Regions from separate parts of the Homo sapiens genome. Here region 2 is linked to region 1. Evidence: read pairs that join two places in POLR2A ChIA-PET (ENCODE). Cell type or tissue: K562. All regions are shown on one strand. Each heading gives the region's core, and the rest is flanking DNA. Links, peaks and the distances in the headings are about the cores only.

What was found. Peaks named below come from ENCODE experiments on the same cell type or tissue, not always from the same donor. Only the 100,000 strongest peaks of a DNase experiment are listed, where the experiment ranks them.
Region 2: POLR2A ChIA-PET joins it to region 1 with 5 read pairs; 2 of 35 experiments call an interaction of 5 or more read pairs at or near these places.

Annotation. Positions count from the first base shown.
Region 1 is chr11:58,773,930-58,779,317 of GRCh38, forward strand. No RefSeq gene overlaps it. Among named protein-coding and RNA genes, the nearest start is that of GLYAT, 45 kb to the left of the region's middle. In K562, for the core only: no CTCF peak of the experiment used is centred there; DNase peaks (open chromatin) are centred at 552 and 3,102; H3K4me3 peaks cover 55 bases.
Region 2 is chr11:57,686,572-57,691,959 of GRCh38, forward strand. ZDHHC5 (zDHHC palmitoyltransferase 5) reads left to right here. Exons shown (of 12, transcript NM_015457.3): 4 at 1,937-2,094; 5 at 3,460-3,632; 6 at 3,764-3,866. Among named protein-coding and RNA genes, the nearest start is that of ZDHHC5, 21 kb to the left of the region's middle. In K562, for the core only: no CTCF peak of the experiment used is centred there; no DNase peak of the experiment used is centred there.

The DNA of each region.
Region 1 (5,388 bases), core at 116-5,115:
CATAAAACAGTAGGAGGTGACGAGACTAGAGGAAATGGAAAGGCAGATAGAGAAGCCAAAAGAACTGCAATGGCAGAGGTAACTAAGAAGGAAGAGAAAACACTTACCATGCCCTTACTGGAGCTTCCACTTACAGAACCCCCTAACTACTCCTCTAATGAAAAGGCTTAGTTTGAGAGGAGAGTGGAAGTTACCAGAAAGGAGGTTGGTGGAAGTTCTCAGATGGGAGGCTTGCCATCCCAGAAGCAATAGCCCTCTGGTTCATAAAGCAGTTTTATCAAGGAACACATATGGGAAAAATTGCATTAGAAACTCTTGTAGGATGGCATTTCTACGTGCCACACCTAACTGCCATCACTGGAGCTGTTTCTGAGCAATTCTTGGCTGGTGCCCAAAACAATCCATGGCAGGGGCCAACACGGCCCCCAAGGATTCAAGAAACTGGAGCTACACCCTGTGAAAACCTGCTTGTGGATTTTACCAAGCTGTCTCAAGCCAGAGGCTACCGGTACATGCTAGTATTTGTCTGCACTTTCTTATCAGACAATGGCTCAGCATTTGTGGCAGAAATAGTACAACAGCTAACGCAGATGTTAAAAATCAAATGGAAACTGCATACAGCTTATTGCCAACAGAGTTATGGAAAAGTTGAAAGAATGAACTGGACACTGAAACAGCTGTTAAAGAAGTTTTGCAAAGAAACTCATCTAAAGTGGGTTCAGGTGCTGCCTATGGTCCTGCTCTGAGTCAGGTGCACCCCTATTAAATTAACTGGGTATTCACCCTATGAAATAGTGTTCAGCTGACCCCAATCATAACTCTGATAAAAGGGGATTTTAAAAAATTGGGGAATTAACCTTAAGAAGGCAAATGCAAGCCTTAGGTGAGGCCATGCAGGAAATACAAGGGTGGGTTAGAGAAAGAATACCTGTTAGCCTCACAGATGCAGTCCATCCCTTCCAACCTGGAGACTCTGTCTGGATCAAACGATGGAACCCAACCACTTTTGGGCCTTTATGGGATGGTCCCCATATTGTGATCTTGCCTACCCCCGCTGCTGTTAAAGTTGCAGGTATCATACCTTGGGTTCTTCATAGCCAGCTGAAACCAACAGCAGCCACTGCCCAGGACCAGTGGACCAGTCAACAATACCCAGACCACCCAACACGGCTGATCCTACAGTGAAATCAAGCCACTGCTGACAAGAACAACTGAACAACTGCCCTGCTCCAACCACACCAGAGGCTGGGTCAGTCCACGCATGGCTGAAGCTTAAGGAAACATCGAGCCCTGTTCTAGTCACAACTGGAAGCTGACTAGTCTACGCATGGCTGAAGCCTGAGAAAGTCAATGATAGATAAGTAAATGTGGGTTGAATTTACAAACATAGTTATACTCTTACTTGTACTGACTATTTTGCTGTCATGTTATCTTTGCAAATGCTGCCAAGCTTGTTGCCCAGAGGGGTGCCCATGCATAGTATAAGTTTAATCATACTAGTAATACTAAAGCCACTGACACTTTCACCTATGGTTATAAATGGGGACCAAGATGACTGTCATCACTGTATGATAGAAGCCTGGTCCGGAAAAGGTGTGACTAAAACTCTGTTATATCAGACCTACTATGAGTGTACAGGGACTCATACAGGAACTTGTGTCTATAACCAGACTTGTTACTCAGTCTGTGATCCTGGAAACAGGCAACCCTAAGTATGTTATGACCCAGAGTTCTTGCCCTGTGATTTCTCATTTGAAGTCCAAATTGGCAAATCCCTAATGCCATCATATACAAACCCCACAGAAACCGGGGTCAATAAACTTGTAAACAAAACAGAAGTATTCCCTTACTTGCATAAAGGGCCTGTCTCCATATATTTTGATGCCTGCCAAGCTGATGTATGTGGAGGTACTAATATAGAAGATCAATGGCCCTGGAAGCCAGAGAACTGATGCCACAGGACAGTTTTACCTTGCCTGAATTTGAGGAACACCTGCAGGATTATATTGGATCTGTGGAACAAAAGCTTATCAATTGCTGTCTGATAAATGGATAGGGGCGAGTGTATTAGGAACAATAAGGCTATCCTTTTTCCTACTCCCACTGCAGCAAGGGAAAAATCTAAGGTATCTGGTCTATGATGAAGGCAGAAAAAGAGTCTGAAGAAATGTGTTTACAAAAATAAGTACTTGGAAAAAATAAATACTACCATTAAAAGGACATTGAAATAGGGAGCTGGAAAGAGAATGAATGGCCCCTTGAAAGAATTAACAAATACTATGTACCAGCCACCTGGGCACAAAATGGGTCATGGAGATACCATACTCCTATTTATATGTTAAGTTGCATCACAAGGTTGCAAGCAGTTCTGGAAATTATAGTCATTGAAACAGCCTGAGCCTTAGACTTGCTAGCCATACAGGCGACCCAGATGAGAGATGCCATTTATCAGAACAGGTTAGCCCTGGATTATCTTTTAGCTTCAGAAGGAGGAGTTTGTGGAAAACTTAATTTAATGAATTGCTTTTTACAAATTGATGACAATGGAAAAGCTGTCATGAAAATCACTGCCAGGATGCTAAAGTTAGCTCATGTTCTGGCCCAGATGTGGTCTGGTTGGAACCCGAGTTCACCCTTTGGAGGATGGTTTTCATGGTTTGGAGGCTTTAAAACTTTAATAATAGGCTTTGTGGCCATAATAGGTGTATGCCTCCTGCTTTCTTGTCTCCTGCCACTTCTCATCAGAAGCATCCAATCCACCATAGAAGCAATAGTAGCCAGACATACCACCACATGAATAGTGGCTCTGCAAAAGTACCAACCAGTATCCCAAGATGAGTATGTACCCACTCAAGAAAAAATAGCTAACTGTGGTTCTCTTTACTAATCTACATTTGTGTCATGCACCAAAAGGGGGGAATGAAGAAGGAATTAATGAAATCAACTATAACCTAATAGTAGTAGTAATAGAAGTTTTAAAATCCTCTTAAAGTTGCTGCAAAGTGTGACCTCCCCTTACACTCAAGTTACAAGGGAATATTAACAGCCTGTCTTCTCTCTGTGGACAGTGGACCTTATCTATGCTCCCCAACTCCACATTCTTCAAAGTTTATTACAGGCCCAGCGAGTTCCTGCACGACTGCAGGGTCACAAGACCGATAAGTTTAGGTTGCAAGTCATGTCTTTCTCAAAATGTAAGAAATGTTGCAATGCCGCCGTTGTTTCTTGCTTCTGTAACTTGCTTCCTGCTTCACGTAGTTCCTGCCTTAAGATATTTAAAAGTAGTAGAAGCTCTTTCTTCGGGGCTCAGGCTTTCTGGACACATGTCCGTCTGGGCTGGTGATCACCTTAATGGACTCTCCTGAACATTTATCGATCTCTTTGGTCTTTGATTGTCTCACAACAAAGATTGGTTCTTTGATTTAACTTCGTCAGACAAAAATAAAAAAGAATGAACAAAACCTTGAGATATATGGGATTATATAAAGAGACCAAACCTATGACTCATTGGCATCCCTAAAAAAGAGAGTAAGCAAGTTGCAAAACATTGTCCATCAAAATCTCCTCAACCTAGTTAAACGGGTTGACAAAGAAATTTAGGAAATTCACAGAACCCCTGCAAGATACTATACAAGATGATCATCCTTGAGACATATAGTCATCGGATTCTCCAAGGTCAATGCAAAAGAAAAAATATTAAAGGCAGCTAAAGAGAAGGGGCATGTCACCTACCCACAAGGGGAACATCATCATGCCAGCAGAAAACTTTTCAGCAGAAACTCTAAAAGGCAGAAGAGATTGGGGGCCTATATTCAGCATTCTTGAAGAAAAGAAATTCCAATCAAGAAGTTCCTATACAGCTATACTAAAATTCATGAGCAAAAGAGAAATAAAATGCTTTTCAGACAAGCAAATGTTAAGGGAATTTATTACCAGACCTGACTTAAAAGGAGTCCTTAAGGGAGCACTACACATGGAATCAAAAGACCATTACTGGCCACTGCAAAAACGCAGTGAAGTACACAGCCCATTGACACTATAAAGGAACTACACAATCAAGCCTACATAACAACTAGTTAACAACACAATAACAGAATCACATCCACACATATCAGTATTAACTTTGAATATAAACAAGTTAAATGATTCCACTTAAAGGGTGCAGAGTGGCAAATTAGATAAAGAAGTAAGACCCAACTATATGCTCTCTTCAGGAGATCCATGTCACATATAATGACAATCATAGGCTCAAAGTAAAGGGATGGAAGAAGATCTATCAAGCAAACAGAAAACAAAAAAAGGGTTACTATTCTTATCTCAAAGTACATTTTAAACAAACCATGATCAAAAGGATAAAGAAGGACATTACATCATGATAAAGGGTTCAATTCAACAAGAAGACTTAAATAGTATACATATTACATATTATTTATTATTTAAATATATTTAATATTATATACTAAATATTATATATAGATGTATATCTATTCTCTATACATATATATATATATATATATATATCTAACACCGGAGCACCCAGATTTATGAAACAAGTTCTTAGAGACCTGTGAAGAAACTTAGATAACCACAAAATAATAGTGGGAGATTTCAACACCCCACTGACAGTATTAGACAAATAATTGAGGCAGAAAACTAACAAGAATATTCAGAATCTAAATTCAATGGTTGACCAAATAGACTTCACAGACATCTACAGAACATACCACTTACCACTCCAAACAAGAGAATATACATTCTCCTACTCTGCACATGGCACATACTCTAAAATCAACCACATTCTCAGCCATAAAGCAATTCTCAACAAATTCAAAAATAACCAAATCATACCAACCACAGTATCAGATCACAGCACAATAAAAATAGAAGTCAATACCAATGAGATATCTCAAAACCATATATTTAAATGCAAATTAAATAACCTGCTCCTGAATGACTTTTGGGTAAACAATAAAATTTAGGCATAAAGCAATTTTTTTGAAACTAATGAAAACAAAGATACAACATATCAGAATCTCTGAGATATAGACAAAGCAGTGGTAAGAGAAATGTTCATAGCACTAATTATCCACATCAAAAAGTCAGAAATGTCTCAAAATAACAGCTTGACATCACACCCAGAGGAACTAGAAAAACAAGGGCAAACCAAACCAGAAGCTAGCAGAAGAAAAGAAATGAACAAAATCCAAGCTGAACTGAACAAAATGGAGATGTGAACAAAACATACAAAAAGATCAGTAAAACCAAAAGTTGGTTCATTGAAAGAATAATAAGATTGATACACCACTATCTAGGGTAATAAAAAAAGAGATAAGATCCAAATAAATGCAAGCAGAAATGATGAAGGAGGACATTAGCACTGCTCCCATA
Region 2 (5,388 bases), core at 226-5,225, 1.1 Mb before region 1:
TCCCAGAGTGCTGGGATTACAGGCATGAGCCACTGTGCCTGACCAAAAGAAAAAATCTTTTATTTAAAGATTTCAATAAGTAGTGCACATTCATTATGTACGAAGTACAAAAAAGGCAAAACATTACCTATAATTTCACAGACCAGAGCTAACTACTGTTATATTGTGGTATATATCCTTGCAATATTTTGAAGACTTAAAAAATATATGTGTATATTTATGTATACCATGTATCTGCAGTATATATTTGTGTGTGTGTGTGTTTTTTTTTTTTTTCCAGACAGTGTCTTACTCTGTCACCAAGGCTGGAGTGCAGTGGCATGATCTTGGCTTACTGCAACCTCTGCCTCCCAGATTCAAGCCATTCTCCTGCCTCAGCCTCCCAAGTAGCTGGGATTACAGGCGTGTGCCACCACCCCTGGTTAATTTTTATATTTTTTGTAGAGATGGGGTTTCGCCATTTTGGCCAGGCTGGTCTTGAACTCCTGGCCTCAAGTCATCTGCCCTCCTTGGCCTCCCAAAGTGCTGGGATTACAGGCATGAGCCACCGTACCCAGCTGTACAGTTCTTTACCTAGCATTTCTTGTGATGTAAATATGAAAAAATGCTATGTAAAGAAATCAGTAAAATTTGAAAACTTAATTTTTAATTCCACACTATCATCTATTTAATTTTTCCTTCCCACATTTTTTTTTTCTAGGTTAATAATAAAAATTGCTCTGGGTGCGGTGGCCCATGCTTGTAATCTTAATACTTTGGGAAGCTGAGGCAGGTGGATTGCCTGAGCTCAGGAGTTTGAGACCAGCCTGGGGAACACGGTAAAACCCCGTCTCTATTAAAAATACAAAAAATTAGCTGCCGAAGTGGCGTGCGCCTGTAATCCCAGCTGTTTGGGAGGCTGAGACAGAAGTATCACTTGAACCCGGCAGGTGGAGGTTGCAGTGAGCCAAGATCACGCCCTTGCACTCCAGCTTGGGTAACAGAGCAAGACTCCGTCTCAAGAAAAAAAAAATTGCTAACTGTATATGAGAAGGCAAATAATGTCTTTTAAGTTTTGAAATGGGATGGTGGGTTTCTGATAGCTGAAAATTGAGAGAAAGGGCATTTATGCTTGTGCAACAAATAATACTGAAATACGTATATGTAGAGAAAATTCATAGAGTAGGGGAAGACATTTTGGGAAAGTTTTTTTTTTTTTTTTTTTTTTTTTTAAGATGAAGATGAAGTCTTGCTGTGTTGCCCAGGCTTGAGTGCAGTGGCGTGATCTCAGCTCACTGCAACCTCCACTTCCCGGGTTCAAGCGATTCTCTTGCCTTAGCCTCCTGAGTAGCTGGGACTACAGGTGCATGCCACCACACCAGGCTAATTTTTGTGTTTTTAGTAGAGACGAGGTTTCACCATGTTGGCCGTGCTGGTTTTGAACTCCTGAGCTCAGGCAATCCGCCCTTCTCGGCCTCCCAAAGTGTTGGGATTACAGGCGTGAGCCACCATGGTTGGCTGGGCAAAGGATTCGTGCCTGGAAAAAAAGGTTGATGTTAGTTCCTCTCTTGGATTGCTATAGTTCACTCATATAAATGTAGATACTGAACTCTTATGCAAACTCATTATGTATGTGCTTTGATATGTAAACTATTTCTTTAAAATATATTCATATACTTAAACCAAATAACACCAGCAGATGCATACAAGAGCTACCTCTTGAGTCATTTTATCTCGAACCTCACTTCCCAATGCAGAATAAATTGCTCCCTCATCCATGTTCCCATAGTGTTGTATAAAGACCTGACCTCACAGTCTTATAGTTCCTAGTTCCTAGTCTCACTCATTAGACTGTGAATTCCTCAAAGGCAGAAGCTATATTTTAAACATCATTGAATCCCTAGCACTTACTACAGTTCTGGCATAGTTGTTTTTAATTGACTTTTCCTCTCTACAGCTGAGGAGGATGAGGACAAGGAAGATGATTTCCGAGCTCCCCTTTACAAAACAGTGGAGATAAAGGGCATCCAGGTGCGCATGAAATGGTGTGCCACCTGCCGCTTTTACCGTCCCCCTCGATGTTCCCACTGCAGTGTCTGTGACAACTGTGTGGAGGTAAGCACCCTGGGTGGGGTAAGACTTCATGCTTAACCTTCATTGTCTTCATCCTAACCATATAATAGATTCTTAGCTTTGGATGTGGTATAGTCCTGTCTAACTACGTTGGCCACATGGTCCAGCTCTGTCAAATGGTGTTAATAATGACATGGCATGAGAGGCAGAGCATAAATATTATTGCAGGAGGGAAGCTTTAACTCAATATGGGCATAGGCTTTCTTTTTTATTTATTTTTACTTTTTGTAGTGATGAGGTCTCACTGTGTTGCTTGGACTATCTCAAATTCCTGGCTTCAAGTGATCCTCATGCCCTGGCCTCCCAGAGTGCTGAGTGCTGGGATTACAGGCATGAGCCATTGCACTAGCAGGGTGTAGGCTTTCTTGACACCAAGATTTATAGTTCTAGCCTTCTATCTATTGGCTCAGTTTTGGTTATTTATCCTGGCTTTGCATTTTCTCTTCCAGAAAATCATGCTGTTGTGTTTCAATTTGTTGTAGTTGTTTTCCTGCCTGTCCTTCTGCATCCCTTGTCCTTTTTCCATTCCATTTTCACTTAGCTATAAGCAGTTACCTGCCAAATCTTCCTTCTAATCCTCTTTTCTTATGAATCTTGATGTTTCTGCAAAACCTCTGACATTCGTCACTTTTAGAGTTCCTTGGTCACATAGGATAAACATTGAGAGCCGGCCTTGGTCTTTTTTATATATATATATATTTATTTATTTATCGAGACGGAGTCTCGCTCTGTTGCCCAGGCTGGAGTGCAATGGCGCAATCTCGGCTCACTGCATCCTCCGCCTCCCGGGTTCAACCGATTCTCCTGCCTCAGCCTCCTGAGTAGCTGGGATTACAGGCACGCGCTACCACGCCCGGCTAATTTTTGTATTTTTAGTAGAGATGGGGTTTCACCATGTTGGTCAGGCTGGTCTTGAACTCCTGACCTCGTGATCTACCCGCCTCGGCCTCTCAAAGTGCTGGGATTACAGGCGTGAGCCACCGCGCCCGGCCAATTTTTTTTTTTTTTTTTTTTTAAGAGATGGGGTCTTGCTATGTTGCCCAGTACAGTGGCTATTCACAGGCAGTCATCATAGTTCACTACAGCCTTGAACTCCTGGGCTCAAGCCCCAGCCCCCCAAGTAGCTGGGACTACAAGTGTGCACCACTACGCCTGGTTGGCCTTGGCCTTTGACCAACCTCTGGAAGGTCTCCCTTGCAGATTTATAGAGCAAAATAAACTGGATTTAATTTTGAACTAATTGGTGACCATGATCAAAACTTAGCTGCCATTTGTTTCTCTTCTTGACAGAAGTAATTTAATGCTATGGTCCAGGGATGCCTCTCATCTGTCTCTCTTTGTCCCTAGGAATTTGATCATCACTGCCCCTGGGTGAATAACTGTATTGGTCGCCGGAACTACCGTTATTTTTTCCTTTTCCTCCTTTCCCTGACAGCCCACATTATGGGTGTGTTTGGCTTTGGCCTCCTTTATGTCCTCTACCACATAGAGGAACTCTCAGGGGTCCGCACGGCTGTCACGTATCCTTCAAGGCCTTTTAGATTGTGGGATTGGAAGGGGGAGGAATGAGGGCTAAAGGGAAAATGGCTGCAGTAGGGGCCGGGGAAAGTGAGGTCATGTTGCTCTGTTCTCCTTGATTGTTTGGCATCAGAATGGCAGTAATGTGTGTGGCTGGCTTATTCTTCATCCCTGTAGCTGGCCTCACGGGATTTCACGTGGTTCTGGTGGCCAGGGGACGCACAACCAATGAACAGGTATGGAGAAAAGTGACGAGAGACCCCTGAAGAGCAGGTCATGTCTCTTTAGCCTTCTGATTAGTGTGCAGTGTAGTGCTTCCACAAAGAGATGCTTAATGAATACTTTTCATGATTATGTAGAGATTAATGGTAGGGAGTGAGGTAGTCCTAGTTCCTCATGTAAGTGTAGAGGCCATGTAAGAATAGAGGCCATTTCTCACATATACACCATGGAATACTATGCAGCCATAAAAAAGGATGAGTTCTTGTCCTTTGTAGGGACATGGATGAATCTGGAAACCATCATTCTGCGCAAACTGTCGCAAGGACAGAAAACCAAACACCGCATGTTCTCACTCATAGGTGGGAACTGAACAATGAGAACACTTGGTCACGGGGTGGGGAACATAACACCCTGGGGCCTGTTGTGGGGCAGGGGGAGCGGGGAGGGATAGCATTAGGAGATATACCTAATGTAAGTGACGAGTTAATGGGTGCAGCACACCAACATGGCACATGTATACATATGTAACAAACCTGCATGTTGTGCATATGTACCCTAGAGCTGTAAGTATAATAATAATAAAGATACTCTCAAAGAGATACTAAGACAATAGAGATAAAGGCTGAATTTTGCCCTAAAATATCTTTTTTTATTTTTTATTTTTTTGAGACAGAGTCTTGATCTGTCGCCCAGGCTGGCATCCAGTGGCGTGATCTTGGCTCACTGCAACCTCTGCCTCCTGGGTTCAAGCGATTCTCCTGCCTCAGGCTCCCAAGTAGCTGAGATTACAGATGTGCATCACCACGCCCAACTAATTTTTGTATTTTTAGTAGAGACAGGGTTTCACCATGTTGGCCAGGCTGGTCTCGAACTCCCGACCTCAGGTGATCCACCCACCTCAGCCTCCCAAAGTGCTAAAATATCTTTTATTTATTTATTTATTTATTGTAATTTTAGTAGACACGGGGTTTCACCATGTTAGCCAGGATGGTCTCGATCTCTTGACCTCGTGATCCGCCCACCTCGGCCTCCCAAAGTGCAGGGATTACAGGCATGAGCCACTGCGCCCAGCCTAAAAATATATTTTATAACAAAATAATATCTATCTCCAAAGAAAGTCTTGGATGGTTTGGCATCATCACCTGAAATATCAATTGAGAGACCCAAACCAAACTGAAACTAGACAATATAGCATAAAGAATAAGATGATAGTTTTTTAAACAATACTCACCATAGAACTTGGTATCCAAATAATAGTATTCTTTCTTTAGTTTGTCAAAAATCATATTAATAGATTTTTAAATTTAAAGTGTAGCAAGACATATGTATATGTACATATATGTTCATATACATATAAATATTTAAGATCTTCCTAAAAAAAAAAAAGAATAGAGGCCACTTCTTAGTTAACAGACATTTACTATATGCCCACTGGATACTGGAGAATTTAGGCTCTGAGTTTATAGAAACAATGAAAGACTTAGGCTAGCCCTCAAGAAGCTTATAGTGCTGCTTACAGGAAAGCAATGATTTTTG